Regions from separate parts of the Homo sapiens genome. Here regions 2 and 3 are each linked to region 1. A link is an interaction called in ENCODE POLR2A ChIA-PET data of the cell type or tissue named here. Cell type or tissue: GM12878. All regions are shown on one strand. Each heading gives the region's core, and the rest is flanking DNA. Links, peaks and the distances in the headings are about the cores only.

Region 1 (10,607 bases), core at 3,497-8,496:
AAATGTCTGGTAGAATTCTGCCGTGAATCTGTCTGGTCCTGGACTTTTTTTTTAGTGGTAATTATTAAATTACCATTTCAATCTCGCTGGGTCTGTTCAGGGTATCTCATTCTTCCTGATTTAAGCTAGGAGGGTTGTATTTTTCCAGGAATGTATCCATCTCTTCTAGACTTTCTAGTTTATGTCTGTAAATGTATTCGTAGTAGCCTTGAATGATCTTTTGTATTTCAGTGGTGTCAGTTGTAGTATCTCCCATTTCATTTCTTAATGAGGTCATTTGGATTTTCTCTCTTCTTTTCTTGGTTAATCTTGCTAATGATATATCAATTTTATTTATCTTTTCAAAGAACCAGCTTTTTGTTTCATTTATCTTTTGTATTTTTTTTGTTTGTTTCAATTTCATTTAGTTTTGCTCTGATCTTGGTTATTTCCTTTCTTCTGCTGGGTTTGGGTTTGCTTTGTTCTAGTTTCTCTAGTTCCTTGAGGTGTGACCTTAGATTGTGCTCTTTCAGACTTTTTGATGTAGGCATTTAGGACTGTGAACTTTCCTCTTAGCACCACCCTTGCTCCATCGCAGAGGTTTTGATAGGTTGTGTCATTATTGTCATTCAGTTCGAAGAATTTTTTAATTTCTATCTTGATTTCGTTTTTGACCCAATGCTCATTCAGGAGCAGGTTATTTAATTTCCATGTATTTGCATGGTTTTGAAGCTTCCCTTTGGAGTTGATTTCCAGTTTTATGCCGCTGTGGTCTGAGAGAGTGCTTGATATAATTTCAGTTTTCTTAAATCTATTGAGACTCGTTTTGTTGCCTGTCATATGATCTATCTTGGAGAAAGTTCCATGTGCTGTTGAATAGAATGTATATTCTGCAGTTGTTGGATGAAATGTCTGTATATATCTGTCAAGTCCATTTGTTCCAAGGTATAGTTTAAATTCATTGTTTCTTTGTTGACCTTCTGTGTTGATGACCTGTCTGGTCATTGGAGTATTGAAGTCCCCCACTATTATTGTGTTGCTGTCTCATTTCTTAGGTCTATTAGTAATTGTTTTATAAATTTGGGAGCTCCAGTGTTAAGTGCATATATGTTTAGGATTGTGATATCTTCCTGTTGGACAAGGCCTTTTACCATTATATAATGTCCCTCTTTGTCTCTTTTAACTGCTGTTGCTTTAAAGTTTGTTTTGTCTGATGTAAGAATACCTTGCTGGCTTTTGGTGTCCATTTGCATGAAATGCCTTTTCCCACCCCTTTACCGTATGTGAGTGCTTATGTGTTAGGTGAGTATCCTGAAGGCAATAGATAGTTGATTGGTGAATTCTTATCCATTCTGTGGTTCTGTATCTTTTAAGTGGAGCATTTAGGCCATTTACATTCAATTTTAGCATTGAAATGTGCGGTATGGTTCCATTCATCATGCTCCTTGTTGCCTCTGTACTTTTGTTTGTTGTTGTTTTGTTTTTGCTTTTTAACTTGCATTTTTGTTCTATAGGCCCTGTGTGATTTATGCTTTGAAGAGGTTCTGTTTTGATGTGTTTCCAGGATTTGTTTCAAGACTTGGAGCTCCTTTTAGCAGTTCTTCTAGTGGTGGCTTGGTGATGGCGAATTCTCTCAGCATGTGTTTGTCTGAAAAAGACTGTATCTTTCCTTCATATATGATGCTTAATTTTGCTGGATACAAAATTCTTGGCTGATAATTGTTTTGTTTGAGGAGTCTGAAGTTAGGGCCCCAATCCCTTCTAGCTTATAGGGTTTCTGCTGAGAAATCTGCTGTTAATCTGATAGGTTTTCTTTTATAGGCTACCTGGTACTACTGTTTCACAGCTCTTAAAATTCTTTCCTTCATCTTAACTTTGGATAACCTCATGACAATGTGCCTACGCGAAGATCTTTTTGAGATGAATTTCCCAGGTGATCTTTATGCTTCTGTATTTGGATGTCTACGTCTCTAGCAAGGCCAGGGAAGTTTTCCTCAATTATCCACCCAGATATGTTTTCCAAGCTTTTAGAATTCTCTTCTTCCTCAGGAACACTGATTATTCTTAGGTGTGGTCATTTAACATAATCCCAGACTTCTTGGAGGCTTTGTTCATATTTTCGTATTCTTTTTTCTTTGTCTTTGTTGGATTGGGTTAATTCGAAGACCTTGTCTTCGAGCTCTGAATTTCTTTCTTCTACTTGTTTAGTTCTATCGCTGAGACTTTCCAGAGCATTTTGCATTTCTAAAAGTGTGTCCAAAGTTTCCTGAATTTTTTATTGTTTTTTTTCTTTATGCTATCTATTTCTTTGAATATTTCTCCCTTCACTTCTTATATCATTTTTTGGATTTCCTTGCACTGGGCTTCACCTTTCTCTGGTCCCTCCCTGATTAGCTTAATATCTAACCTCCTGAATTCTTTGTCAGGTAAATCAGGGATTTCTTCTTGGTTTGGATCTATTGCTGGTGAACTAGAGAAATTTTGGGGGGGTGTTGAAGAGCCTTGTTTTGTCATATTACCAGGGTTGGTTTTCTGGTTCCTTCTCATTTGGGTAGGCTCTGTCAGAGGGAAGGTCTAGGGCTGAAGACTGTTGTTCAGATTCTTTTGTCCCACGGGGTGTTCCCTTGATGTAGTATACTCCTCCTTTTCCTATGGATGTGGCTTCCTGTGAGCCGAACTGCAGTGATTGTTGTCTCTCTTCTGGGTCTAGCCACCCAGCGAGTCTCCCTGGCTCCAGGCCGGTACTGGGGGTTGTCTACACAGAGTCCTGTGATGTGAACCATCTATGGGTCTCTCAGCCATGGATACCAGCGCCTTTTCTGGTGCAGGTGGTGGAGGGTGCAGTGGACTCCGTGAGGGTCCTTAGCTTTGGTGGTTTAATGCTCTATTTTTGTACTGGTTGGCCATGTTTTAATGCTCTATTTTTGTGCTGGTTGGCCTCCTGCCAGGAGGTGGCGCTTTCCAGAAAGCATCAGCTGTAGTAGTACAGAGAAAGATATGCGGTGGGCAGGGCCCTAGAACTCCCAAGATTAAATGCCCTTTGTCTTTTGCTACCAGGGTGGATAGGGAAGGACCATCAGGTGGGGGTGGGGCTAGGTGTGTATGAGCTCAGCAGCTCCTTGGTTGGGTCGTGCTGGGGCTGCTGTGGGGAATTGGGGGTGAGATTCCCAGTTTACTGGAGTTGTGTACTTAGGAGGATTATGGCTGCCTCTGCTGAGTCATGAAGGTTGTCAGGGAAGTGGGGGAAAGCCAGCAGTCGGAGCCCTCACCCAGCTCCCACGCAAACAGAAGGGCCACTCTCACTCCCACCGTGTCCCCCCTAACTGCCGGGAGTCTGTTTCCAGGCTGAGGGCTAGATGGGCTTGAAAACTTCCCCGAGGCTATCCACCTCTCAGCTACGAAAGAAAAGGGCTTTAGTTCTTCCTTCCACCTGTGAAGTCTGCGAGCTGGATTTGCACCCTCCCCGGAGTTCTGGCCAGCAGGCTTCTCACCGCGTTCAAATTGTTAGAAAGTTAGGCTAGAGAATTCCTTTCCCTGTGGGGTTTTACCCCCTGCTCCTCTAGCCACCCTCCCAATGGATCCTTGTGGTGCCAGGCAGGAATGGGCTACTTAAGGACCCAGGGAGCTCCCAGGGCCTTTCTGCTGCATTCTCTACCCCTGTAATTCACTAGGCTTGGCTCTCTAACTTGATTCAGCTCAGGTAAGGTCAGAAACTTCTCCAGCAAACAGACCTTCAGCTTCTCCAGTGGGGGTGTGTGTTCAGGAGAGGAGGGTCTCCCTTTCCCACTTGCACAGTTGGGGCACTCACAGTATTTGGGGGTCTCCTGGGGCCTGCAGGAGCAATCCGCTTCCTTCAGAGGGTCTGTGGGTCCTCTCGGGATTGCTGGTTTGTTCTTGCAGTGGATCTGGAGCTCAAATTCACAATGCAAGCCACCACATGCTGCTCTGTCCAGAGCTGCAATCTAGTCCTGCCTCCCTTCGCCATGATCCCAGGAGCTCCTCTCTTTAGTTAGGAATCATTCTGATGGTTATTGCTTAACACATCTAGTATTGACTAAAAAGTTACACAGTAAAGCTTAGATTAACAGATATTTTCTTGCTTAAATATTGTACAGTTCAACTGATATGTTTTAACTGGCTTATTCTTTAAAGAGAATTATATTAATCTGAACAAGTGCAGTTTCCCCCTCCCCCTCTTTGGTCCCCTTCCCCCCACCAGTGTCCTGCATTTCAGACATATAGTTCTGTGTTGTAGTCTAAAAAGTTTGTAGAGAGAGGTTTAAAAATCTTGTTTCCAGGTGTATGTATTACAATCCAGTGGACTTGAGTAAAGGTTCTGGATACCATTTAGAGGTAGTATTTAGTGTTAGGGAAACGCCTTTGCCTGTTGTCTAATTTCTAATCGACAGAAGAAGAAAGGCTATGTATCTTCTAAACTTGCTTATTTCAGTTTTAGTTAATTACCCCCCAAAACATATGTAACTCCAAGACAACTGGGATAGTAGAGTCCAGTGACTAATCATTTCTGTGACCTTGGACCTGTAGGCCTCAGTTTTTCTCAACTGTAGAATGTGGGGTTAGAGAATATGATATCTAAAATTTCTGCCATTATGACAACATAAGATTCTAAGTTATTCATGTTTATTCCTTTATTCATGTCATTTATGAAATGATATAAATGGTGTTATCTTTTTTTCTCATAAAGATTTTTTATTTTTACTGATGTGTTGTAAAGACTATATGAGATCTTTGAGAAAGTTGCTAATCAATCTATCAATATATATTAAACTCTGGAGAGCTGGGATTTAGAATAGTTAAATCCATATAAACTAACCTTTATTTTCAAGAAGGCTGCTTCAAATCATGGCAGATTTTGATTTAACAGAATTTATTGGGCACTTATTATTCTGTACATTATTTTGCCTAATTCTTAAAATAACCCTGATTTATCACAGTCTCCTCTTTGGCACATAACATTTTTGAAAAAAAGTCTTTCCAATGGCAACTTCTCTAATACTATTGAATTGAGAAAATTAGGCAAGCACGTAGTGTTACTTTAAAAGGGAATTTTCCAGGATTTTTTGGCATTTGGTGAAAGACTAACAAGTCTTTTGGGTGTTACTGTTTGATGAGGAAAAAGTATGCTTTCTAATCAACCTATAAGAATAAATATCATTATTATAACCTTTTTTGTTGTTTTTTCCTTTTACTTCTTTTTTTTCTTGTGGAAGCCACAAGACAAGGAAAAAGCAGAAAATACAGGGACTTCCTATTTTTTTTTTCAGTGCTTCCCTGGAAATAGCGTTATGAAACAGAACATCATTTTCCTCACACTGATCTGAGGAAAGCTTGCAGTGATCTTTTTCTTCCTTCAGATGGCACTGTCTGTCATAAGGTGTGCAGCTAGTACTGAGCATTTACATAGAGCTATAAAATTTGTCAACAATGTTTACTGAGGTTATATAATTTCTTAGGCTCCACATAGCAACTCTGTGGGGTAGTTTATGGAAGAGGCAGCCAAACTTCACACAGCTCTGTGTGACTAGCTAGTAATTGCTAGATTCCTGATCTGCGGCTTCTGGGTCCTATTTCACTACTGTCATGATGCCTACTGTATGTATATCCCACTATTCAGAACAGATTCATAAATAGTGAAAATAGAATGAGCTGGAGCATATTAATAAATATCTATTAAAATATTTACTTAATAAATAAATATTGGAATTAATGAATTTATGAAAAAGGGAACTGTAGCACAATGGACCCCTTTCCCTTCTTATCACTGTGGCCACTGGCTATTTGATATTTATTGAAAAGGAAACTCAGCCACCTAGGGACCATTTCTTGCCCTGTTGTTGAGCTTGAGATTTTATTTTCAGTGGTACATGTAATGTCCTTGGTAGCATTGTCTAGAACACAGACATGACAAGGCATCTAAAAATGCCATTATATGAGGAGCTGCCCTAAAAGTGAAGAATATATGTGGTCATGACTTGCTGTGAGGGGCGGGTGTAGTAGTTCTCTGTGTCAAGAAGATAAATGCATGAAAATCCACAAGACTGAGGGTGATAGCTTAATTCTGTAATCTTTTAGGTGGATAATAAGTTGTGGAAATTAATCACAGAACTGGAACAGAGCTAAGATATCAAAGTTAACTATCCAGATGTCTGCAGGAAGTCTCATTCAATGAAAGCAGAGCCACTGTTGACTGACTTTAGTGACCATTTCATTTCCAGAAGGTAAAGGAAATAATCCAGGGAACCAGTACTCTTGAGTCTATCTTTGACCTAACTTGACTACGAGGGGCTTAATTAGACAAGTTAACCTAATGAAAATCCTGAGAGAGAGGCCACGCCATTCATTCGGCAAATGAGTAGAATCGAATGCCTGCTGTTAGCTGTGTTCTGTTCTAGATGCTAGAGATTTAGCAGTGAATACAACAGACAAAATCTCTGTCATTATAGGGCTTTCATTTTAAGAACTTACAATGATCTGTTGTCCAAAAATACTAGCTTCATGGTTACTTAACTGCAAGGACCTTAACTTTCACTTCACTTTAGACATCTGCTTGCAGGGCCACACTGTGGATGTTGTCATCTGGGACCGCTTGTTTCAGAAATCTAAAAATTCTAACATCTTCATTCCCACATTGTGTACTCTTCAGTCTGGTAGAGATCCACACTTCCTTGATTGCCTGGATTTTCTGCTTGTCTATCAACATTTATTTTCCTGGCCTCTTTCTTTTTCCTACCCAGTCTGTGTCTCATTTTTGGCCATAAGGACTGTTCTTCCACCCATACCCTTGGGTCCCCTTCACTTATGCTTCTGCTGCCTCCACCCACCAAAACTCCCATTTCCAGATCAGTGATAACAGTCTGCACTGTCTATTATTAGACCCAAGCAGCTGAATCCTGCTGGTGAATCTGAAATAGCTGAAAAAATCCATACCACCAGAAATTCATGGTTTTCCACCTCTGCTAAGCTAGTAGCCAACCAGTAAATTATTTTGTCTGTCATCACTACTTTCCCCCATTTGACTATTCTTCCAATAATTATTCTAAATTACTTAGCCTTTAGCCCCCAATCTCTAGACTCTCTTCTTTAAGCAGACAACTTTGCCTATTACTTGAATGAAAAAATTGAGCCAGTCATTCTTGAGCTCCCTCAGTTTCTGGCCTTCCACCTGTTTTCTATATCTGCAATTCTCCTTACCTCCTTTCCCTCAGCCTCAGAGGATGATGTGTCCCCTCCTGCTTCCCCGCCCCAGCCTAACCTCTTCACCTATACCCTTGATCCAATCCACACTTATTTTCTCCATGAATTTTGTCCTTCATTCATTCGTTCTCTTGCCCCTGTCTTCAGTATCTTCCCTTGTGCTGGCTGCAGTGGTATGCTAGTAAAGTGGCTCTCCTGGAGAAAGAAACAAAAAAGACCCTAATGTGTAGCATTTGCCCATTTCCATGATGGAAATACTCTCACCATGATGATTTTAAGCTACCAACATGGTGCCAGTGATGCTGGGAAGAAGTACACACAATCAGAGCTGATAGGAGATGGCTGGCCACGCCGCACCACCTCTTATTTCTTATAGCCTAAAAATACGGTTCTTCCAATTCTTTAAAAAATACAAATACTTGAAAAAAAAAATTCCTTAACCTATGCCTCCTTCTCCAGCTCCTCTCTATTTTCTGTTTTTCTTTTCTAATCCTGCCTTCTCAGGAGAGTCTATACTTGCTATTTCCTTATTCGGTCTGGTATTGGAAACCATGAGATGGAGTTAAGGATAGTTGTTGAGAAGGTATACATTTTGAGCATTGCTGAAATTGGAATGAAAGGCATGGTGGATTTAGTCTCAGTAGTCACTGTAAAGAAGTTAGTCACTGGCCTAATAGACAGAGGACTCAGCTCACCTGGTGTGGAGTGGTTTTGCCCTGACAGCAGACTCTGCACACGTGCCTCAGTTCTTCTTGTGTGTTCTTCGCAGGTGACAGTACCATTTATCCAGTTAACCAAGCCAGTATTCAGAGAGTTGTCCTGATCCCTCCCTTACCACTCACTTCTCCATCCAATTAATCACCAAAATTGTGCTCATTTTAATTCTTGGATATTTAATAAAATTATATTATTCTACTGTTGCTTTAGAAAAAAATATCCTTACCATTTGCTTGGAGTATGACGCCAGTCTCCAAATTGGTTTTCATGCAGCTAGAGTTTTCTCCATAAAATGTGTCTTCCACATTGCCACTAGAATGACCTATGTGTTCAAGATTGACCATGCCACTCACATGTTCAAAATAATTCATGGGCTTCCTGTCACCTGTAGCAGTGAGTCTCAGCCCTGACTGTTCATTAGAATCACCTATGAAGCTTGTTAAAAATACCGATGTTTAGGTCTTGCTGTGGGTTTAGCAGATTAGGTTCTCTGATCATGGGGCCTAGACAAACTCTATAGGTGATTCTGATAAGACTCACTAGCCAATAGATTAAAGCCCAAGGTTCTTAGCATAGTGTACAAAAGCCTTTCACCATCTGGTCTTTGCCAGCCACTCCCTCCATCCTCACTTTTCCTGTTTCTCATTTTGTAGTTGTGATACCAAACTTACTGTAATTTCTTCAGTGACAACTTGAGCTGCTGTTTCCATCTCTAATGCTTTTCTTCCCTTCTTTTCTCCCTTTACCTGTACAACTTCAATTTATTCTTCATGAAGCTTCCCTGGCCACTCAAATTGGGTTAAGTGCCCCTTAGCAGTACATAGTACCCTATATATTGATTTGCCTTTGCCACCGTAATGTAATCTTCTTGAGGGCAGAGACTGGAATTACTTTATGTTCTTAGTGTCTGATACAAAGTGGTTGTTTTGTAAATGATAGCTGGCAGACTAATAAGCAGGAAGAGGAATATGGAACAAAGCCGGAATATAGAGAATTGGAGTACAGAGTTCCTAAAATTCGAAGAAAAGGTAGGTAAGATGCCAGAGATAGTCTCTTGAAGGGAAAGTGGTTACAAGGTGATAATAGGCAGTATCTCTACTGAACAATTGGAAATAATATGTGAAGGAAAGGGAGAGGGAACATGGCCACATGAACTGATGATTTATTTTATTTATTTATTTATTATTTTATTTTATTTTATTTTATTTCATTTTATTTTATTTTTTGAGACAGAGTCTCGCTCTGTCGCCCAGGCTGGTGTGTAGTGGCGCGATCTCAGTTCACTGCAACCTTCTCTCCCAGGTTCAAGCAATTCTCCTGCCTTAGCCTCCTGAGTTACTGGGACTATAGGCGGTGCCACCGCACATGGCTAATTTTTGTATTTTTAGTAGAGATGGGGCGTGGTGGGGGGGGTTCTCCGTGTTGGCCAGGCTGGTCTCGAACTCCCAATCTCAGGTGATCCACCCACCTTGGCCTCCCAAAGTGCTGAGATTACATGCATGAGCCACCATGCCCAGCATGAACTGATTTTTAAATAATGTGCACAAGAAAGAAAGAAGGATATGAAACCAAATGGTCGTGTGCAGTGGATCACGCCTGTAATCCCAGCACTTTGGAAGGGTGGAGGTGGGCGGATTACCTGAGGTCAGGAGTTTGAGATCAGCCTGGCCAACTTGAACCTGGGAGGTGGAGGTTGCAGTGAGCTGAGATCATGCCACTGCACTCCATCCTGGGCGACAGAGCGAGATTCTGTCTCAAAAAAAAAACTGTATATATATATATGCACACATACACCCACACATATAAAACCTATAGAATAGGAACACAGTCCTGGTAGAATAATGAGCTAAGATTTTGAAAAAGTTGGGCTGACCTTTTACATTTTATATGTAGAGAACGAAAATGAGGCCAGGTGCAGTGGCTCACGCCTGTAATCCCAACACTTTGGGAAGTCAAGGCGGGAGGTTCACTTGAGCCCAGAAGTTCGAGACCAGCCTGGACAACATGGTGAGACCCTGTCTCTACAAAAAGAAAGAAAGGGCGCAGGGGTGGGGGATAGGGCAGTAGGGGGAGAGAGAGAGAATGAGTATGACAAATAAATAATAGATTCTTACCAACAAATGGACCCAATAATCAGATACAGAGAACAAATGAAATTTCTTAGCTTTCTTCTCTTCTCTGACATGGAGAATGATCTACACACAGACTAAGAAGGGTACAAGTGAGAAAAATAAGAGGAGAAAATTGAAGCCCAAGATTGGGGAGGAGATTGTATCAGAACTCTGGATGCTCTAAAATGAATTCACATCTCACGGTCAGATTCTGAGAACATTTGTTAATGTCATTGCTCAACTAATAATCTTTGAGTAATTATAGTGAAATGTGAAAACTTGTAGAAGCCTGTGGAGGAATAATGTTCTAAAATTTAAAAAAATGTAGCTTCCATAGATTTTTGTAAACTTGATGTTACTTCCACAAAAGACTCTAGAGATCATTTTTAAAGATTTTCAAATATTATACTTAAAGAAAAGATGAGCAATAAAGGCTATGTAGGCTTTCTAAGAATTCATTCCAGATAACCCAGTTTCTACCTATAGAGTCTACATTTACAGATTAGGAGAATGCTGCAGCTGTAATATATCTAGATTCCCATGGAGTATTTGACAGTCCACCATTCTATACTTGGGAACATGAAG
Region 2 (10,607 bases), core at 2,396-7,395, 240 kb after region 1:
TGCACTAATTTGTCAAATGTTCTTAAGTATAACCGCTGGTCTGCCAACCTTCTCTAATTTTCTTGACCTTAATAAGGACCAGATAAGGTGACAGGTGACCAGCAGGCCCCAGCGTCGTTCGGACCCCGCGTGCTCTTCCTAAGAAACTGTGGTTGTCTCTCAAGTCCATTACAACCCATGCCCTGCCCAAAGCTTCGAATCCCTGGACTTGTTTAGCATCTGTGTGATTAGGTGTTATTAGACCAGCTGGATGCTATCGGGCACTCAAGATGTAAGTTGAGTAATTGAGACCCATACTGTAAAATGTATCAAGCTTGCCTATCACAGTACTTAATTTGCAAAGTGGTTGAAGTCGGAGTGGGGAAGAGTCATCCCCCTGCGAGGGGGACGGTGTTCCTACTGCAAACGTAGAGCCCTGGGTGTCTGGGTGGGAGGGCACCTCGTTCCCTGCACTCCCTTCAGGGGTCAGGACATTCAGCTCCAGCCTAGGATGACTGAGAAACAGCAGAATTGATCATGTGGTGCTAAAATGCCACCTTACACATCCACGTGTACAGATAGAAAGGCTGTGCCCTTTGCTGCCACAGCGATTATGACATCCAGGTGAATTAGGACTTCCCCTGCCTTTTATTATTATTATTATTATTATTATTATTAATTATTATTATCATTATTGAGATAGAGTCTTGCTCTGTTGTCCAGGCTGGAGTGCAAGTGGCGCGATCTCTGCTCACTGCAACCTCCACCTCCCAGACTCATGCGATTCTCCTGCCTTAGCCTCCCAAGTAGCTGGGACTTCAGGCACCTGCCACCACACCTGGCTAATTTTTGTATTTTTAGTAAAGACAGGGTTTCACTATGTTGGCCAGGCTGATCTGGAACTCCTGACTTCAACTGATTTGCCCACCTCCCAAAGTGCTGGGATTACAGGTGTGAGCAACCGCACCCGGCCCTCCCCTCCCTTTTAGATCCCTGTGTGGAAGCGAACGTGACCTCTATTCTTGAGGGAATGCCAAGATGTCAACTCAGTTAGTGAAATTCTTGTGACAATTCAAAGCCAATTTTTCTTACAGCTGAAAGGGGGGAATCTTAATGCTCACGATGAACGCTAGGAGAACCCAGCCTGAATGTTGGTGCAAAAGCAGTGCTATCTGGTGGGCCTAGCATCTAACAGAATTTTAGGGTAAAATGTTAGACCCTAGAAATAAACACAGTTTCACTAGGTGGAATCCTTGTTAGACCTGAGTGCCTCATTGTATTGAGTTTCCCAAATACAAGCTCTTAAATGAGTACTTCTGTCTCAGGTTTAAAAGCATTTTCAAGGCAGCCATCCAGTATACTAACCTCTGTTGAAATACTGTATCGGTTAGTGAGATGCAAAGCTGCTGTGACCAAGAGACGCAGAAACACGGTGACTTAAAGAGTGTGGAAATGTATTTCACTTTCTCATATGAGCCCAGAAGTAAGAAGCCAGGCTAACGGGGCCGCTCAGCTCCAGGGGGAATTTGGGGACGTGGGCTCTTTCCGTTTTGTTTCTCTCTCGTCCCCCAGGACTGTGCTTCTCAGATTGTCTTGAGCATCAGAACCACCTGGAGGCCTTGTTAAGCACTTTCCCACGCCCAGAGCTTCTTTTTTGTTGTTGTTGTTGAGATCGGGTCTCGCTCTGTGGACCAGGCTGGAGTGCAATGGCGCGATCTCAGCTCACTGCAACCTCCGCCTCCTGGGTTCAAGTGATTCTCCTGCCTCAGCCTCTTCAGTAGCTGGAATTATAGGCACCTGCCACCATGCCTGGCTAATTTTTGTATTTTTAGTAGAGACGGGGTTTCACTATGTTGGCCAGGCTGGTCTCAAACTTCTGACCTCAGGTGATCCACCCGCCTCGGCCTCCCAAAGTGCTGGGATTACAGGCGTGAGCCACTGTGCCTGGCCCCAGAGCTTCTATTTTGGTAGGTCTGAGTGGGCCCAAGCATTTGCATTTCTGACACGTTCCCAGGGGACATTGATGCCTCCGGTCCAGGGACCACACCTGGAGGCACCACTCAGGCCACTGTCCTCGCCTGCCCTTGTTGAACTTAAGCTGTAGACACATCCACGTGTGATGGGAAAGAGCTCAGAGGTCCCCAAATGATATCTGAAAGCCCAGGCCTGGAAGCGGCACCCATCATTTCCACTCATTCATCGTCGGCATCTCCATTGGCAAGACGTGAGTCACAAAGCCACACGTAGCTGCAAGCGACCCTGGGGAATATCTATCCAGGGGCCACCTGCCCTGTCACCATGACATTCCTGTGAGAGGAAGGGGAGCATGGGTTCTGTGGACAGCCAGCCCACATACACCCATGACAATATGATCATTGCTTATTTATACATCTCTCCCTCAGCACCTGAGCTCTTTGAGGGCGGGCAAGTCTCATTCCATCTTACGGCTTCAGAATCTATCATAGAAAGCAATGTAGATGCTAAAGTCCAGGTCAAGTTCTTTGGTTATACACTGAGAGCCGGGCGCCTCCCTCATAAGAATATTCATGGATCAGCATGGTGATTCCAGCAGTCCATGGCGCCCCTCACCAGGCAGTAAGCTCTGTGAGAGCAGAGACCTCACACCTGTGCCTCAAAGCCGAGCACCACTAGGGGGCTCCTCTTTTAGATGATTTAATTAATTCTAGTAGCCACATCTTTCATCCATTGCTTGGAATGTATTTCAGATGTCAGCCCACCAGCCTATCCCATACCCTAACAAGGGGTTTTAGACACCTTCCCTGTATCATCACTGTTTCTCAAAGTAAGGAAGTTGTTGGAGCCATCAGTACATCTGCATGACTCTGGGTCATTACCCTTCACAACCCAGAGTTAATTTAGCTCCATTTAAGAACTGAAACAGCAGCAGCCATGGGGAATTAAAGTCTCTGTTGAAGCCTCAGTTTATTCTTTCATGCACACCAGAGTCACGTTCATAGGGACTGGCTACGGCGTGCCCGCCCTATCTTGGCAATGGGGGCACAGAAGCTAAAAAAAACAAGGCCTCTGCCCTTGAGGGGCTCCCAGTTAGCTCATGGCCAGCCAGTGGGCCTTCCCACTACCTCACAATGAAACACAGCAATTTTTTCAAAGATGAATATATTTTCTTCTTTTGAGAGGGAAGAAAAGCTTTTGAAAACATCATGGTAAAATTTAGTGCTATTAAAAAGCAGCTTTCAGCCAGGAGTGGTGGCTCATGCCTGTAATCCCAATGCTTTGGGATGCCAAGGTGGGAGGATCCTTTGAGCCAGGAGTTCAAAACCGGCCTGGGCAATACAGTGAGATCCTGTCTGTACAAAAAGTTTAAAAATTAGCTGGGTGTAGTCCTAACTACTCCAGACGCTGAGGTTGGAGGATCACTTGAGCCCAGGAGATTAAGGCTGCAGTGAGCTATGATTGCACCACTGCACTCCGGCCTGGGTGACAGAGCAAGACCCTCTCTCTTACACACACACACATATACACACACACACACACACACACAAAAGCCAGGCGCCATGGCTCACGCCTGTAATCCCAACGCTTTGGGAGGCCAAGGTGGGCAGATCACTTGAGGTCAGGGGTTCAAGACCAGCCTGGCCAATATGTTGAAACTCCATATCTACTAAAAATATAAAAATTAGCTGGGCATGGTGGCACATGCCTGTAATCCCAGCTACTCGAGTGACTGAGGCAGGACAATTTCTTGAACCCAGGAGGTGGAGGTTGTGGTGTGCCAAGATCGTGCCACTGTACTCCAGCCTGGGCGACAGAGTGAGACTCTGCCTGTCTAAAAAAAAAAAAAAAAAAAAAAAAAAAAAGCTTTCTTCCGCAACCAGATAAAGGAATCCAGTCAAGAGCTAAATTCCCATCAGCTCCAACAATCTGTGTTATTTTGAGAAATAGCAATGATACAGGGAAGGTGTCTAAAATCACTTCCTGGGGTAGGCTGGTGGGTTGACATCTGAAATACATTTCAAGCGTTGGATGGAAGATGCTATGCAAATGCCAGGAGGACAAGGAGAAATTGATAGTGTCTTTTCTGATGTGTGGCCTCTCAAAGAGCTTCTAGAGTTAGTAAGTTATCTAAAAGAGGAATCTAAAAAGCTGATGGGGCTGTGAATAACATTAAGGGTCAGGAGAACAGCACCTCTGCTGTCCACCACTGTTATGACTGACCCACGTGTCTTCAGCCAGGCTCTTCATCTTGGACCCTGCATAAGGCAGGACTGGGCCCTGCTGGTCTAGCTCAGAACTTTTCAAACTCTAACGTAAACCTGAATCACCTGGGTTAAAACGCAGATTCGGCTGGGTGCAATGCCTCACACATGTAACCCCAGCACTTTGGGAGGCCAAGGTGGGCGGATCACTTGAGGTCAGAGTTTGTTATCAGCCTGGCCAACATGGTGAAACCCCGTCTCTACTAAAAATGCAAAAATTAGCCAGGCGTGTTGGCTCGCGCCTGTAATCCCAGCTACTCGGGAGGCTGAGGCAGGAGACTCGCTTGAACCCGGGAGGCGGCGGTTGCAGTGAACCAAGATCGCGTCACTGCACTCCAGCCTAGGCAACAAAGCGAGACTCTGTCTCAAAAAAAAAAAAAACAAACCAAAAAACAAACAACGACAACAAAAAAACCCGCAGATTTGACTTCGTAGGTTTGGGTAGGACCTGAGATTCTGCATTGCTAACGAGCTCCAGGGGATACTGAAGCTGATGTCTCCCACCAGGCTGTGAGTAGCAGCATGCAGCCTCCCCGAGGTCCCAGCCAGTCCTGTTGAGTGAGAGCCTGAGATACGGGTTTCATGACATACACACCAAAGTGTGGGATGCTCCAGCTAGATGCAGACTTGAGCAGTGTGTCTCAAACGCGGCTGCACATTAAAAGCACCTGGGAAGGCCGGGTGTGGTGGCTCATGCCTGTAATCCCAGCACTTTGGGAGGCCAAGGCAGGCGGATCACTTGAGGTCAGGGGTTCAAGACCAGCCTGACCAACATGGTGAAACCCCATCTCTACTAAAAATACAAAAATTAAGCTAGGCATGGTGGCATGCACCTGTAATCCCAGGTACTTGGGAGGCTGAGGCAGGAGAGTCACTTGAACCTAGGAGTCGGAGGTTGCAGTGAGCCGAGATCACACCACTGCACTCCAGCCTGGGCAACAGAGTGAGCCTGTCTCAAAAAAAAAAAAATCACCTGGGAAGCTTCAACTTCCACTGATGCCTCAGTCCTCCCCCAGAGATTGTGGCTTAAAGGGCCTGGGGTTTGACTTGGGCATCAAGATCTTTATTTTTTTAATTTTATATTTTTGGGGTTTTTTGAGAAAGGGTCTCTGTTGCCCAGGCTGGAGTGCAGTAGCATGATTACAGCTCACTGCAGCCTCAAAATTCCAGGCTCAGGCGATCCTCCTGCCTCAGCCTCCTGAATAGCTGGGATCACAGGCGTGTGCCACCACACCCAGATAATTTTTAAATTTTTTGTAGAGATGGGGTCTTACTGTGCTGCCCAGGCTGGTCTTGAACTCCTGGGCTCAAACAATCCTCCGCTGCAGATTCCCAAAGCACTGGGATTACAGACGTGAGTCACTGCACCCAGCTGGAATCGGGATCCTTAAAAGTCCCCCTAGTGGTTCAGATGTACAGCAAAGTCTGAGAAGCTCTGGTTGCCTATAGAGCAGTGGTTTTATCATAATCTCCAAGAGAGCTAAGACAGAACTCTAAGGTCATGGAGGTGGGTAGAGCAGGGCCTTAGTCTCTGTACATTCCCAGAGGATTCTGATCCCAACCAAATTTGGGGAACCGATGGTAGAGAACAGCTTCCCCACAGTGGGCTGGGGAGTGTAGTGTGCAACCTACAGGTACAGCCTTGATCCAGCACCTCAGCCCTCTGGGTGGGGTCTTGGGTAGCCAGAGTCAGGGAAGCCAGTTGCCTCAGTGGTTCTGTTTTCCCCAGAATGTGGTGGAAAAGTAGAAGAAGCACTGTTATATTAAAATACAAAACCAACTCCGGGTGCAGTGGTTCACCCCTGTAATCCCAGCACTTTGGGAGGTGAGTGGATCACCTGAGGTCAGGAGTTCAAGATTAGCCTGGCCAACATGGTGAAACCCTGTCTCTACAAAAATAGAAAAAAAATTAGCCAGGTGTGGTGGTGGGCACCTGTAATCCCACCTACTTGGGAGGCTGAGGCAGGAGAATCACTTGAATCTGGGAGGTAGAGTTTGCAGTGAGCTGAGATCGCACCATTGCACTCCAGCCTGGGCTACAGAGTGAGACTCCATCTGAAAAAAAAAAAAATACACACACACACACACACACACACACACACACACACACACAGCAAACAAGTTAAAAAAAAAAACAAACTAAAACATAAAGCATTCCTGGATCTCTGTCAGAGCTCTTTACAAGATCATGAGTCCCATTCATAAGAGCTCCATCCTCATGACTTAACCACCTCTCAGAGGTCCCACCTCCTAACAGCATCACCTTGGGGCTTTGGATTTCAATATAGGAATTTGGGGGGGGTAGGGGGGACATAAACATTCTGACCATAGCACAGGCTGAGAAAAATGCACCAAGCACAACTTCAAACCATCTCCCCTGAAGTTGAGGCCAAAATGAATTTGGATTCCATTTTAGCCAGGGGAGCAAACAGGTCTGTCAGCTTATTCTTGTCGGGCTTTTAGCTTTGCTCCAAGTTCATTAGGATGCCTCGGAGATGGATGCCGTAGGGCAGAGCATTCGGAAAACCCTTGGGGAATGAACTCATTACCCCAGAGTCAGCCATCCTGGAGAGACTGTCCTGGAGAAGTCACAGTTACGGAGGATGGCTGCAAAGGGAAGGCGAACAGGGCTATGAGTCTTGAATGGGCTGTAAGAAACCTTTCAAAGGCCAGGCACAGTGGCTCATGGCTGTAATCCCAGCACTTTGGGAGGCCGTAGGTGGGAGGATCCCTTGAGCCTAGGAGTTCAAGACCAGCCTGGGCAACATAGTGAAACTCCGTCTCTACAAAATAAAAAAAAAAAAAGTAAAAATTAGCCAGGCATGGTAGTGGACGCCTGTAGTCCCAGCTACACAGGAGGCTCAGGTGGCAGGCTCGTTTGAGCCCAGTTCAAGCCTACAGTGAGCCGTGATTTTTCCACTGCACTCCAGCCTGGGCAACGAAGCGAGACCCTATCTCAAAAAATAAATATTAAAAAAAAAGAGCTTTCGAGTCGTCTGATCTCTTCTATGCTAAATGTCCTTTGGTTGAAATCAAATTTCTAATGCATGTAAGTATATTATACATCAACAGGCTAACCATAGTTATCTCTGGGAAAAGGCATTATCACTGGTCTTTATTTTCTTTGTTGTAATTATCTTTATCTGCACATTTTTTGATAATAGGTGTTTTTTTGTTTTGTTTTGTTTTTTGCTCTTGTTGCCCAGGCATGATCTTGGCTCACCGCAACCTCTGCCTGTCGGGTTCAAATGATTCTCCCACCTCAGCTTCCCAACTAGCTAGGATTACAGGCATGTGCCACCACGCCTGGCTAATTTTGTATTTTTTGTAGAGACAGGGTTTCTCCATATTTGTCAGGCTGGTCTCGAACTTCCCACCTCAGTTGATCTGCCCACCTCGGCCTCCCAAAATGCTGGGATTACAGGCATAAGCCCCTGCGCCCGGCCAGGTGTGTGTGTGTGTGTGTGTGTGTGTGTGTGTGTGTGTGTGTGTATTTTGTTTGTTTGTTTTTGTTTTGTTTTTGTTTTTGAGACAGAGTCTCGCTCTGTCACCCAGGCTGGAGTGCAGTGGAGCGATCTTGGCTCACCGCAAGCTCCGCCTCCCGGGTTCACACTATTCTCCTGCCTCAGCCTCCCAGGTAGCTGGGACTACAGGCGCCCACCATCACGCCTGGCTAATTTTTTGTATTTTTAGTGGAGACGGGGTTTCACCCAGTTAGCCAAGATGGTCTCGATCTCCTGACCTCGTGATCCGCCCGCCTCGGCCTCCCAAAGTGCTGGGATTACAGGCATGAGCCACCGCGCCCGGCCCCAAGTGTATATTTTTATAAGAAGAAAACACGTGACCTGTTTCCATTTGGCATAGGTTTGGCTGGAGCTGGGGCTCCTTGTGTTGGGGGGCAGAGCGACTGGGCATGAAGGTTTGCAGGGTCCAGGGGAGCAGTCTGGTGAGGCCCGGGGTGGCCTGTGGCCCTGAAGTTGTGTTTCCAGTCTGCTCTGGGTCAGATCTGAGGGTTCTCTGTCTGCCTCGAGCTCCCCATCTCCCCAAGGTCTGATATGGAGTCCCCAGGCTTTTGGGGAAGGCTGCTGAGTTTGAGGAGAGGGGAACCATGGGACAGGGTGGATGGGGACTCTGGGAGCAATGCCAGGGAGTCCCCACACCTCTAGACATGTCTCTGGTTGTGCTTTCAGGTGACCTCAAAGCAGAAGCTCTGAATTCACCTCTCATCTGACGACTGACAGCTGCTGCCACCGCCAGCCTCTGTCCCTTGCCCAGGCCTGTCACACGGCTGCCTCTCAGCAGGTAAGGAGAGTGACTTACCCTGTGTAGGGGCAGGAGGACAGCAGGTGTCTTCGCCAGGAGCATGTGTGTGGGCTGGGGTGAGACTCAGTTCTCAGGATCCTTGATGGTGGCCAGGTCCTCACAGCATCACTTTCTTCTAGCAATCATCACTGTCCTGTCCCCTTCTCCCACCCTCCACGGCAGACACGGGGCCCTTAGAAACCTTTTGCCACCTCCTGTTATCCCCTATGTGAATGGATGTGCACCTGTTGGGGGAGCAGGGGAGGAGAACTGAGCCATCCCCGAGGGCTGCTGGGCCTTGGCTGGGGAACCGTGCTGTGTGCTTCCCTGTGGGAAAAGAGATGCTATTGCAGTGAGCTTCCTTGTTCAGCAAGGATGAAAGGAGGTCCACCACTCACTTCCTCCCCACTCGCAGTTTAAGCTGCTGGGTCCCTTCAGGCTCAGGGATAGCTGTGAGAGGTGACAGCGTGCTGGCAACCCTCACAGCCCTTGCTCGCTCTCGGCGCCTCCTCTGCCTGGGCTCCCACTTTGGCAGCACTTGAGGAGCCCTTCAGCCCTCTGCTGCACTGTGGGAGCCCCTTCCTGGGCTGGCCAAGGCGGGAGCTGGCTCCCTCAGCTTGCAGGGAGGTGTGGAGGGAGAGGCACGGGCGGGAACTGGGGCTGCGCACGGTGCTTGCGGACCAGCGTGAGTTCTGGGTGGGCGTGGGTTTAGCGGCCCCGCACTGGGAGCGGCCGGCCCGCAAGCCCCGGGCAGTGAGGGGCTTAGCACCTGGGCCAGCAGCTGCTGTGCTCAACTTCTCACCAGGCCTTAGCTGCCTCCCTGCGGGGCAGGGCTCGGGACCTGCAGCCCACCATGCCTGAGCCTCCCCACCACCATGGGCTCCTGCACGGCCTGAGCCTCCTGGACAATCACCGCCCCCTGCTCCATGGCACCCAGTCCCATGGACCACCCAAGGGCTGAGGAGTGTGGGCGCATGGCATGGGACTGGCAGGCAGCTCCACCTGTGGCCCCAGATGGGATCCACTAGGTGAAGCCAGCTGGGCTCCTGAGTCTGGTGGGGACTTGGAGAAACTTTATGTCTAGCTAAGGGATTGTAAATACACCAATCGGCACTCTGTATCTAGCTCAAGGTTTGTAAGCACACCAATCAGCACCCTGTGTCTAGCTCAGGGTTTGCAGGGTTTGTGAATGCATCAATCGACACTCTGTATCTAGCTACGCTGGTGGGGACTTGGAGAACCTTTGTGTGGACACTCTGTATCTAGCTAATCTAGTGGGGACGTGGAGAACTTTTGTGTCTAGCTCAGGGATTGTAAACGCACCAATCAGCACCCTGTCAAAACGGACCAATCAGCTCTCTGTAAAACAGACCAATCAGCTCTCTGTAAAATGGACCATTCAGCAGGATGTAGGTGGGGCCAGATTAGAGAATAAAAGCAGGCTGCCCGCGCCAGCTGGGGTAATCTGCTTGGGTCCCCATGCACGCTGTGCAGGCTTTGTTCTTTTGCTCTTTGCAACAAATTCTGCTGCTGCTCACTCTGGGCCCCCACTGCCTTTATGAGCTGTAACACTCACCACGAAGGTCTGCGGCTTCACTCCTGAAGCCAGCGAGACCACAAACCCACTGGGAGGAAGGAACAACTCCAGACGCGCCGCCTTAAGAGCTGTAACACTCACCGTGAAGCTCTGCAGCTTCACTCCTGAGCCAGCGAGACCATGAACCCACCAGAAGTAAGAAACTCCAAACATATCCGAACATCAGCAGTAGCAAACTCCGGACACGCCGCCTTTAAGAATTGAGAATTGTAACACTCACGGCGCGGGTCCGCAGCTTCATTCTTGAAGTTGGTGAGACCAAGAACCCACCAATTCCGGACCCAGCTGTCTTTTGGGCATTGTCCGGAAGGCCGGCTGTAGTATTCTGCCTACAGATACTTGTCAAGTGCTCATGGACAGAAGTCGTAGTTGGGGAGGATGGCTGCAAAGGCACAATGACATTTGGCTTCCAGAAATTCTAAGTACTGTGCCGTGAGTCAGGTCAGGTCAGAAGCACTGGGGATGGAACCGCCTTGCATTGGTCTCCCAGC
Region 3 (10,607 bases), core at 2,546-7,545, 81 kb before region 1:
ACCCACAGCCAACAGCATACTGAATGGGGAAAAGTTGAAAGCATTTCCCTTGAGAACTGGAACAAGATAAGGATGCCCACTTTCACCACTTCTATTCAGCGTGGCACTGGAAGCCTTAGCCAGAGCAACCAGGCAAGAGAAGGAAATAAAGGACATCCAAATTGGAAAAGAGGAAGTCAAACTATCACTGTTCACTTATTATATGATCATATATCTAGAGAACCTTAAAGACTCCTCCAAGAGACTCCTAGATTTGATAAACCAATTCAGTAGTCTCAGGTTACAAAAATCGATGTACACAAATCAGTAGCACTGCTATACACAACAATCACCAAGCTAAGAATCAAATCAAGATCTTAATTCTGTTTGCAACAGCTGTAAAAAAGAAAAAAAAAACCCTAGGAATATACTTAATCAAGGATGTGAAAGATCTCTACAAGGAGAACTACACAACACTGCTGAAAGAAATCATAGATGACATGAACAAATGGAAACACATCCCATGCTCATGGATCAGAAGATTCAATGTCATAACAATGACCATATTGCCCAAAGCAATCTATAGATTCGGTGTAATTCCTATCAAAATGCCAACATTATTTCTCATAGAATTAGAAAAAACAATCCTAAAATTTATATGGAACCAAAAAAGAGCCTGAATACCCAAAGCAACCCTAAGCAAAAAGAACAAATCTGGAGACATAAGATTACTGGACTTTAAATTACACTACAAGGCCATAGTTACAAAAACAGCATAGTACTGGTATAAAAGTCAACACACAGACCATAGAGAACCCAGAAATAAAGCCAAATACTTACAGCCAACTGATCTTTGACAAAGCAAACAACACAAATTGGGGAAAGGACATCCTATTTAATAAATGGTGCTGGGAAAACTGGATAGCCATCTATAGAAGAATGAAACTGGATTCCTCTCACCTTATATAAAAATCAACTCAAGATGGATCAAAGACTTAATTCTAAGACCTGAAACCATAAAAATTCTAGAAGATAACCTAGGAAAAATTCTTCTGAGAATTGACTTAGGCAAATAATTTATGACCAAGACTCCAAAAGCAAATGCAACAAAAACAAAAATAAATAAATGGCACCTAATTAAACTAAAAAGCTTCTGTACAGCAAAATAAATAATCATCAGAGTAAACAGACAGCCCACAGAACGGAAGAAAATATTTGCAAACTATGCATCCAACAAAAAACTAATATCCAGAATCTACAAGGAACTCAAGCAAATCAGCAAGAAAAAAACAAATAATCCCATCAAAAAGTGGGCAAATTATATGAATAGACATTTCTCAAAAGAATATATGCAAATGTACAACAAATATATGAAAAAATACTCTGCTAATCATCAGGGAAATGCAAATTAAAACCGCAATGACATACCACCTTACTCCTGCAAGAATGGCTATTATTAAAAAGTCAAAAAACAATAGATGTTGGCATGGATGTGGTGAAAAGGGAACGCTTATACACTGCGGGTGGGAATGTAAATTAGTATTACCTATATGGAAAGCAGTATGGAGATTTCTTTTTTTTTCTTCCTTTTTTCTTTTTCTTTTTTTTTTTTCTTTTTTTTTTTTTTTTTTGAGACAGAGTTTCACTCTTGTTGCCCGGGCTGGAGTGCAATGGCACGATCTTGGCTCACAACAACCTCCACCTCCCGGGCTCAAGCGATTCTCCCACCTCAGCCTCCTGAGTAGCTGGGATTACAGGCGCCCACCACTACACTCAGCTAATTTTGTATTTTTAGTAGACACGGGGTTTCTCCATGTTGGTCAGGCTGGTCTCGAACTCCCAACCTGAGGTGATCCTCCCACCTTGGCCTCCCAAAGTGCTGGGATTAAAGGCATGAGCCACCACGCCCAGCCTGAGATTTCTTAAAGAACTAAAAGTAGATCTACCATTCTATCCAGCAATCCCACTACTGGGTATGTACCTAAAGGAAGATAAGTCATTATATGAAAAAGACACCTGCACACATATGGTTATTGTAGCACAATTCACAATTGCAAATATATGGAACCAACCTAAGTGCCCATCGACCAATGTGTGGATAAAGAAAATATGGTATATATACATCATGGAATACTACTCAGCCATAAAAAGTAATAAAATAATGTCTTTTTCAAGAACTTGGATGTAACTGGAGGCCATTATTCTAAGTGAAGTAACTCAGGAATAGAAAACCAAACACCATATGTTCTCACTTATATATGAGAGCTAAGCTATGGGTATGCAAAGGCAGACAGAGCGGTATAATGGACTTTGGAGACTCAGAAAGGGGAGGATGGGAGGGAAATGCAAGATTAAAAACTGCATATTGGGTACAATGCACACTACTCGGGAGACAGGTGTACTAAGATCTCAGATTTCACCACTATACAATTCAGCCAGGTAATCCAAAACCACTTGTACCCCAAAACTATTGAAATAAAAATATTTTTTAAAAATAAAATATTAAATGTCCTGAAATATTACTAATGCTGCATCTATAAAAATCATTAACATTTCAATATATAAAATAACCATTTGCTTAATACAAAGCAAGAACCTGACAAAGCCCTTTCACACTCTACGGTTGTTTGTCTCTTGTCTCAATATCTGATTTATCTAACCTGGGCACTGTCAGACAGACTCATGCAGAAAACAGACTTTTTTTTTTTTGGAGACAAGATCTCACTCTGTCGCCCTGGCTGGAGTACAGTGGCATGATCTCGGCTCACTGCAGCTTCTGCCTCCCGGGTTCAAGTGGTTCTTGTGCCTCAGCCTCTCGAGTAGCTGGGATTACAGGCGTGCGCCACCAGGACCGGCTAATTTTTTGTGTGTTTTTAGTAGAGACAGGGTTTCGCCATGTTGGCCAGGCTGGTCTCAAACTCTTGACCTCAGGTGATCCGCCCACCTCAACCTCCCAAAGTGCTGCTGGGATTACAGGCATGAGCTACCTCGCCCAGCCCAGAAAACTTTAAAGACACCCTGATCCTTACTTTGAAGTCAAAATCCCACTAGATTGTGTATAAAATTGTGGGTTGTAGCTCCGTCAATGCAGGGCTTCAAGACGGCTTGATGGAAAAACCTCCTTTTAGGTGAGTTTTCACCAATGGAGGCTTTCAACTACCAATGTAAAGTCGTCAGGGAGGTGCTAGAAGGTCACACTCTTAGCGTGTTTGATTGGTGGTCTTCCACCTAGCGTCCCAACCCCTCTCCCTGTGTGAATGAGGGAGAAATATGCTTTATGCATTTGGTGACTTGGCAAATCTGGGGGAGAGGAGTGAGCTGATTTAGGTGACTTAGACCCTTGGTCATGGGGCAGACACGTGGGGATCAATTTCCTCATTTAAGTTATATTCTTCTCAGAAATCATTGCAGCATGTCTTTAATACAATACATTTCTCCAAAACAAATATTTACTGACTGAAGTTGTCTTCATAGCCATGGCAACTCTCGCTAGTGTTTTATACACATACATATATGTGTATATATGTACATATTGATACACACATACAGAGGCATACACATTTATGTGTGTGTGTGTATATATATGTATATATGTATATATATGTATATATATATGTGTGTGTATATATATATATATATATATATATATATATATATATATATGCAGGTAGCTGAAAGACTGATGTATGACCTCTAAGCTATACCTGTGGGCTGCTAACCTCAACATTTTGGATCGTCTTTTTTTATCTCTCCAGAAAGAAAAGGGATAGCAAATTGTTTGTTTAGATTCTTGAGTGTAATTGAATAATGTATCTCCCCCCCGATCTGTTCCCAGGCAGAAGTGTTGCAATATCAAAGCCTGAATCCAATTCCCGGGTTGTCACTCTTCATGTTTTCACCTGTCCACATTGTTGTATGTCACAGAAGGGAAATAGACCCTTCCAGAAAGACAAGTGGCCTGTGAGCTTTGGTGCCAAGAATGTGTTGGAAACCTTAGAAAAGTAATGAGTGCGGTGAGCCATACTCCTGTTCCCCACCTGCCCTGGACCGTTTGTGCCATTTGTTGCTACTGTACTTGCTGTCCTGTTTAAACTGCAGCAGAACGATAGTCTTTGACTAGGGCTGGCTGCAGAATTTGATGCGGGGGTCCAGGGTGGTCTCTGCAATTGGGTTGTTAGACATGAGCCTGGAGGGTCCTTTGCTCTGTCTTTTCGGTCGGTTTGGTCTGGACCATGTGATGCCATCTACAAAATCCCAGGGTGTTTTTAGCTGGTAAAATGAAAGAATTTTAGCACTGGACTGGCCGTAATGGGCATTCCCGGGGCTGTTTTACCCAGTGGCCAGCAGCTTCTGCTTCAATACATACAGCAGGAGCTCACTGCCTTTCTTCCCCACTGGCCAGCGCACAGGGCTGGCCTCCTGGTCAAGCGACCTGTACAGGTGCACAGGACTTGCACCCAGAAGGCTCCCACACTTGGTTTAATGGTCCGCTGTTGCTGTCTTGAAATTCTTAATAATTCTTGAGCAAGGAGGCCCTGCATTTTCATTTTGCACTGCGCCCCATAAATTATGTAGCTTGTGCTGCCAGCACATTTAAAGCTACCTTCACCCATCAACCACACACAGGATGTTTGTACAAACATTCAGTCATTACCTGCCTCCAGACCCCACCCTGCCCTCGCTTCCTGCTCTGCTCCAGGTGCTGACTTCCAACCCTGGGCTTTTCCACCTGCTTCCAGCCTCATTTGACTTAACCTGCCTTGACCCTTGAGATTTGAAGTCTGAACCTGGCTTCTCTAATTTGACCCTTAAACGTCAAACGCCTCAGTGGTTGCAGGCTCTAGTCTTGGTTTTTCCCACTTGTCACCACTTAGAATGAATTCAAAGCCCAACTCAGCTCTGATCTCCAGACGCTTAACAGAGACGGGCCTCAGCCCCAGGAGATTAGTCAGCTGATTCTATATACAGAGAGTTATTTTGGGCTTTTGTTAAAAGTACACTGAGCCAAACATCTGCTTCCCTATAGTTCCTACACATTACCTGGTAAATGTGGTAGAGTGCTAGTTACTGAGTCAGCAAGTAAACAGATGCGAAAAATAAACATACTGAAATTAAGCATGTTTGTTATAGATATTAAACCACCTCCCTCTCCAGTTAAAATATCCAAATGATTCTTCCAGTCATCCTTCACACATCTCTACACAACTAGCTCAGCCTCACACTCCCAGATCAACTACCTCCATCAGATATCCCAACACCCAGGCGCCCTGTTCACGCATTCTCAGTCCACCCCTGACTTCCATTCAGACAGGTCTGCTCATGGCTCTTCATCCCATCCTCTTCTCTGTCCCCATGACCCCTCCCAGATAGCCACCAGGCCTGCCATGTCATTTCATGGTGACAAGTCTTCCTAAGCATCTTCTGTTGCGGGGTTCTGCTTTCGTGCCTCTCCCGCCGTCAGCATCCCCTGTGCCCCATGCTCTGAATTTTTCTGGGCTCTTGCACAGTGATGTTTATTCTGACTATTGCTGTGCCTGGGCCACCTCAGTTACAGTCCCCCCGAGACAGAACTGCAGCCACCTCCAGCACCGCCCTTGTCTCCTGGGTTATCTCTTTTGATCTTCCTAGACCTGCTCATACCAATTCTTAGACTCATTGGTAGCACAACCCTTCAAAGGGACACCTTTGAGTGTGTGTGTGTGTGTGCGCGCGCTTGCGCATGTATATGTGTGTTCATGTATGTGTGTTTATGTGCATGGGTGAATGTGTGTATGTGAGTTTGTGTGTGTGCGCAGATACATGCATGTGTGTGAACAAGGATCATTTCACTCTTACTGAGAGTGTTAATTTCATTATAGGAACTAGCCTTGTACATCAACACATACCTGACATCTGTGCTCTGATGTCACTTTCAGCCCAGTACTATATGAGTTCAATGACAGCATCTCCAAACTGCCTTGTCTCATATTTGAACCCAAGCCCTTGGCCATTCTTGTTTTCCACAGCAGTGTGCATTAACCTAGTGGTTGCCAAACCCAGCAGCCCAGTAGACTCAGGTGGGGAGTGTTTTTCAATGTATTTCCTATGGTAGCAACTCAGAGCTGCGGAATCTGAGTCTCTGCGAGACGGGCCCTGAAATCCTCATATTTCCAAAGCTCTGCAGACTGAACCTAATTTGGAAAGTCTAAGAGCAAACCACCTCCACCCAGACATAAAGCTAATAAATGCACCTTACATGGGCATCGGGTGCATAACCCTGCATTAGGTAGGTAAGTATTATTATCTCAATTTCATAGTTGAAATAACCGAGGCCCCGGGAGACCATGCGACCTGTCTGAGAGAGAACGCAGCCAGGACTCTGCAAGTTTGCCTCCCTGAGGCCACTCTCCCCACCGTCCATGGGACTGCTCCTGCAGTGTGTGAAGTCAGATCTAGGGTCCTCCTTGTGTGCCACATCCTAAACCATAACCCTGGAAGCGGCTTGGGCACAAGGGCACATCCAGACAGCATCTGCTGGGACCTGCCTCTAAAATCCCCCAGCTCCCTTACCCTGTCTACTCTGTTTATTCTGCACAGACCCGTCATGGAACTACTGGGTGGGCATTTGTTCACGTGTCCATCACCTGCTACGCTTGGGGCTCCCTGAGATGGTTGGGGTGCTGTGGAATGTGTACTGGTCTCCGATGGATGTGGAAGAGATCTGGGTGTGACTCTTAGTTTGGCCAGTCTATGAGTTTGCTAGAGCTGCCTTAACAGAGAACCACCAACTGGGTGGCTTCAATTACAGAACGTATGTCTCACAGTTCTGGAGGCCAGAAGTACGAGATCAAGATGTGGGCAGGGTGGGCTCCTTCTGAGGGAGTGAGGGATTTGTTCTACACCCCTCTCCTGGCCTCTGGTGTTTCGCTGGTCATCCTTGGCATTCCTTGATGGCCTGGAGAGCATCACTCTGATTTCTGCCTTCATCTTCACGTGGAATTCTCCCTGTGTACGTGTCTGTATCCAAATTTCCTCTTTTTATAAGGACACCAAACATATTGGAGAGGGGCCACCCTAATGACCACGTTTTAACTTGATTACCTCTGTAAAGACCCTGTCTTTCAATAAGGACACTTTCTGAGGTACTGGGGGACCTCAATATATCTTTTGGGGGACACAAACTCATAAGAGCAAGCATCTTGTTTTATGAATTGGAGCAAGTCACTGAACCTCATAGAATCAGTTTATTCATCCGTGAAACAGGGATTTAAAAATACCCACTGTGCAGGCTTCTTTCTTAATAACTGTTAGAAGATTAGATAAGGCACAAAAATGTTTTTTCAAAGCAAGGTAGAGAACAGTGAGGTTAGTTACTACAATCGAGGTTAAAAGAGGTGGGGCAACTCTCCATCCACTAACACCCACTCCCGCCCTGTGAGTGCGTGTGTGTGTGTGTGTGCGTGTGTGTGTGTGTGTACCATACACTGTGATTGTCCGGATCATCAGAGCCTCAGGCAGATTCTAACAGAAACCACATACCAAACAGACATGATTATTCCCAAATGCTGACTTCAAATTTTCACTCACATGAAGGGTATATCATCACTCAAATCAAGAATTAGGCACCGTTGTTGCTGTTAAATAGGCCTTATCTTTAGTTCAGCATGTTTCCTAAACTTATCACAGACACATTAAAAGCACAGATCCCCCTCCCCAGGGATTCAGGCTCCTTTGGTCTGGGTAGGGCCCGAGGGATCTGCATTTGAGCAAGCTCCTGGCGTGAGTCTTATTGGACAAGCCTGGAACAGGGCTGCCCTGATCACAGTAGGACCGGATTTCTCACCCTGCCTCCTCTGCGGCTCATCAGCCAGTTCCAGTCACTGGACCTGGGAGGGGCCTCCATTTCCTCACCTTTAACCCTGTGCCTGATTTTGAGTCTTGAGCTTTCCAGGTCCTTTCGAGCCATAAAATGCCACCTCTTTGCTTGTGGATTTGGAATTCTCTGCATTATAATAAGCTCCTTGAACTACCTCTGACATCTTTTGCCATATATTTTCCCATCGTCTGGAGGGTTGGGGGCCTCTTTACTCAGTGGGTTTCCAGCCAAGCTGACCTGCCCACTGCGGTTGACAGCATGTGTGGAGAAGAGCAGCAGACCAGGGGAACCAGCTCAGAGCAGAACACCCTCAGTGCAGTCTTTTCTGTCTACAGCAGGGAGGGACGGTCTTGTTCCTGGCCTCCAGGGTAAGTCTGCAGACCAGCTGGGGGCCTGTTTGGCTTAGGCTTACCTTTTAACATGGCCACGCTGTGAATCACTGCTGTGAAACAATGACTGGTCATTTAAATGCCCTTGGCACACTCAGCAGTCTAGGATGAACAAATTGTTTTGTTGATTTAGTTTTGTTAGAGAAAGGAGAGAGAGAAATAAAGAGAGAGAGAGAGACCCTAATACATTGCTGGTGGAAATGTAAAGTGGTGCAGCTAGTAGGGAAAACGGTCTGGCAATTCCTCAAAATGTTAAACATACAGAGGTGTGGCCCAGCATTTCCACTCCTAGTTCTATTACTCAAGAGAAATGAAAGCGCATATCTACACAGAAACTTGTACACTCATGTTTATAGCAGCATTATTCACAATGGCCAAAAGGAAGAAGCAACCATTGACAGAGGAATGGATAAGCAAGTTGTGGTTTACGCACACCATGGAATATCATGTAGCCACAAAAAAGGGATGAAGTATTATACATGCTATGACTTGGATGCACCTGGAAAATGTGCTAGGTGAAAGAAGCCCGACACAAAAAGAACACATGTTCCGTGATTCCTTTTATATGAAATATCCAGAACAGGCAAATCTACAGAGGTAGAAAGCAGATTTGTGATTGTCAGGGACGGGGGGAGGGGGAAATGGGAGTGACTGCTTAATGGGTACCAGATGTTATTCTGGGAGATGAAAAGGTTTTGAAACTAGAGAGGTGGTGATTGCACGACATTGCGAGTGCACTAAATACCACTGAATTGTGCACTTTATAATAGTTCATGGTATGTTATGTCAATTGCGCATCAATAAAAAGAGAGAGAGAAAAGGGTAAGGGAGAGTCTGGTAGAGGGAAGAGAGGAAAAATGAGAAAGAGAAGAGAAGCAATATTATTAGGCCTGGCATGTGAATTTTTTTATTTTTAAAGGATAATGTGACCATTGAGTCACTGAAATGGAACAGAGCACTCCTCTGATTACAGTGACCACTGACCTCCTATGAGGGGTGGAAGCTCTGTGGCTTCCTTTTCGCCAGCAGCAGTCTTCGATACCGCAAGTCACAAGATGTGGCACCAGCATTATATCTTTGGGTCGACTGGGGGAGGCCCCTCCGGCAGTCTCTCAATCAAACATCTCCAGCTCAGAGGACTCTGCTCTGAGATTAAACCACACAAGGTTCTTTCAGCCCGGGGTCTGGGTAAGGGGTCTGGGCAACCACTTCGGGGCTCAGTGGGCATGTGGGGTACACAGGGAAACGTGAGCCCATCTGGGCTGCAGATTCACTAGGACACTCGGATGGACTGTTTTCGTTAGCTCTCAAATGTGCAAATCATGCTTTTCCTGGTGCTTGGCAGGGCAAAGGCTTGGATTTTTTTTTAAAAAGACAACCTGATGGAGATTGGAGCTGGACAGCAAAGAAGACACATTAGTTGGCCAGTCTAGAGAATGCATTCGGAAGGGTTTCAGCACAAGTCCTCTGCTGTTGAGGTTTGCAGCCCTTGCATTGGGTGCCTTTCAGATAGTCTGGACAAAGGCCTCTGGTAGAGCTGACTGCCTATAACAAAATCACTTCAGAATGAGTATGGAGTTCTACAAAATTCACTGTCTCAAGTCAGACCTGCATGGACTCTAAATGACTGATCTTGGCTGCTTGCCTAGACATCTACCTCCAGGACCACCCTGTTAGCAGTTTGGTGTCTACTTGTGGGTTCCAGCCACCAATCACAGCATCGTCCTTCACTGATGGCTGCTTCCCACATCTCTGCCTAAATCTATGTCCCACTCCGAGGCACTCAGCACTGATGCTGATCATTCCTAAATGCAGATTCTAGAGCGACAGTCGCGCAGAATCTCAGATAAGTTATTATTAATAGAAAAGAATTCAATGTGACACCTAGCATACATAGGCTTTGCCACAGTCAGAACAAAGGTCTTGCAGCACATCCGAGGCTTCCCAACACGCAGATGCTCTCTTGGAGCCCTGAGGAAGCTTCCAGAGCTGTGCCGTTTGCTTGCACCCGGGCAGATCCAGATGGCAGCTGATCACTGCAGGGCTCTGTGATCTGTGCGCCAGCTGGTCCGCTCGCTCGGGCAGTTCAAACGGTGCTCTGTGTTTCAGGAGGGACACCCAGGAGGTCACCTTCTTAGCTTTACAGCCACCTGGTGGATCCCTGCTGGAGTGTCCTCCTCAGCGTTGGGCATGGGGGCGGGTGGTGGTCCCTGAAGGACTCTATCCATAGAGCCCTCTTTAGAAGTCTCCACCGCGCTGAGATGTGCCAATGCAAGACTCACAGTCCCCTTAGATTCCTGTTATGATTGCTGTTCTCTTCTTATTTAAATATTTTCACAAACGACTTTGTTGTTTTCCAGCCTAAGACTTTCAGTAAAGCAGAC

What was found. ChIA-PET counts read pairs that join two places held together with the same protein. Peaks named below come from ENCODE experiments on the same cell type or tissue, not always from the same donor. Only the 100,000 strongest peaks of a DNase experiment are listed, where the experiment ranks them.
Region 2: POLR2A ChIA-PET joins it to region 1 with 5 read pairs; 3 of 35 experiments call an interaction of 5 or more read pairs at or near these places.
Region 3: POLR2A ChIA-PET joins it to region 1 with 5 read pairs; 5 of 35 experiments call an interaction of 5 or more read pairs at or near these places.

What each region holds. Positions count from the first base shown.
Region 1 is chr1:235,838,335-235,848,941 of GRCh38, reverse strand. All of the region lies in intron 1 of LYST (lysosomal trafficking regulator), which reads left to right. Among named protein-coding and RNA genes, the nearest start is that of MIR1537, 9.4 kb to the left of the region's middle. RefSeq lists an enhancer at 6,641-6,840. In GM12878, for the core only: a CTCF peak has its summit at 5,353 (motif pointing right); a DNase peak (open chromatin) is centred at 6,520; H3K4me3 peaks cover 1,054 bases; H3K27ac peaks cover 1,564 bases.
Region 2 is chr1:235,593,312-235,603,918 of GRCh38, reverse strand. It overlaps GNG4 (G protein subunit gamma 4), which reads left to right. Exons shown (of 4, transcript NM_001098722.2): 2 at 8,408-8,519. Among named protein-coding and RNA genes, the nearest start is that of GNG4, 51 kb to the left of the region's middle. In GM12878, for the core only: CTCF peaks have their summits at 2,636 (motif pointing right) and 5,641; no DNase peak of the experiment used is centred there.
Region 3 is chr1:235,917,954-235,928,560 of GRCh38, reverse strand. All of the region lies in intron 2 of LINC02768 (long intergenic non-protein coding RNA 2768), which reads left to right. The region is part of intron 2 of LOC105373215 (a long non-coding RNA gene); the gene reads right to left. Among named protein-coding and RNA genes, the nearest start is that of LINC02768, 49 kb to the left of the region's middle. RefSeq lists enhancers at 4,888-4,937, 9,833-10,332. In GM12878, for the core only: no CTCF peak of the experiment used is centred there; a DNase peak (open chromatin) is centred at 4,935.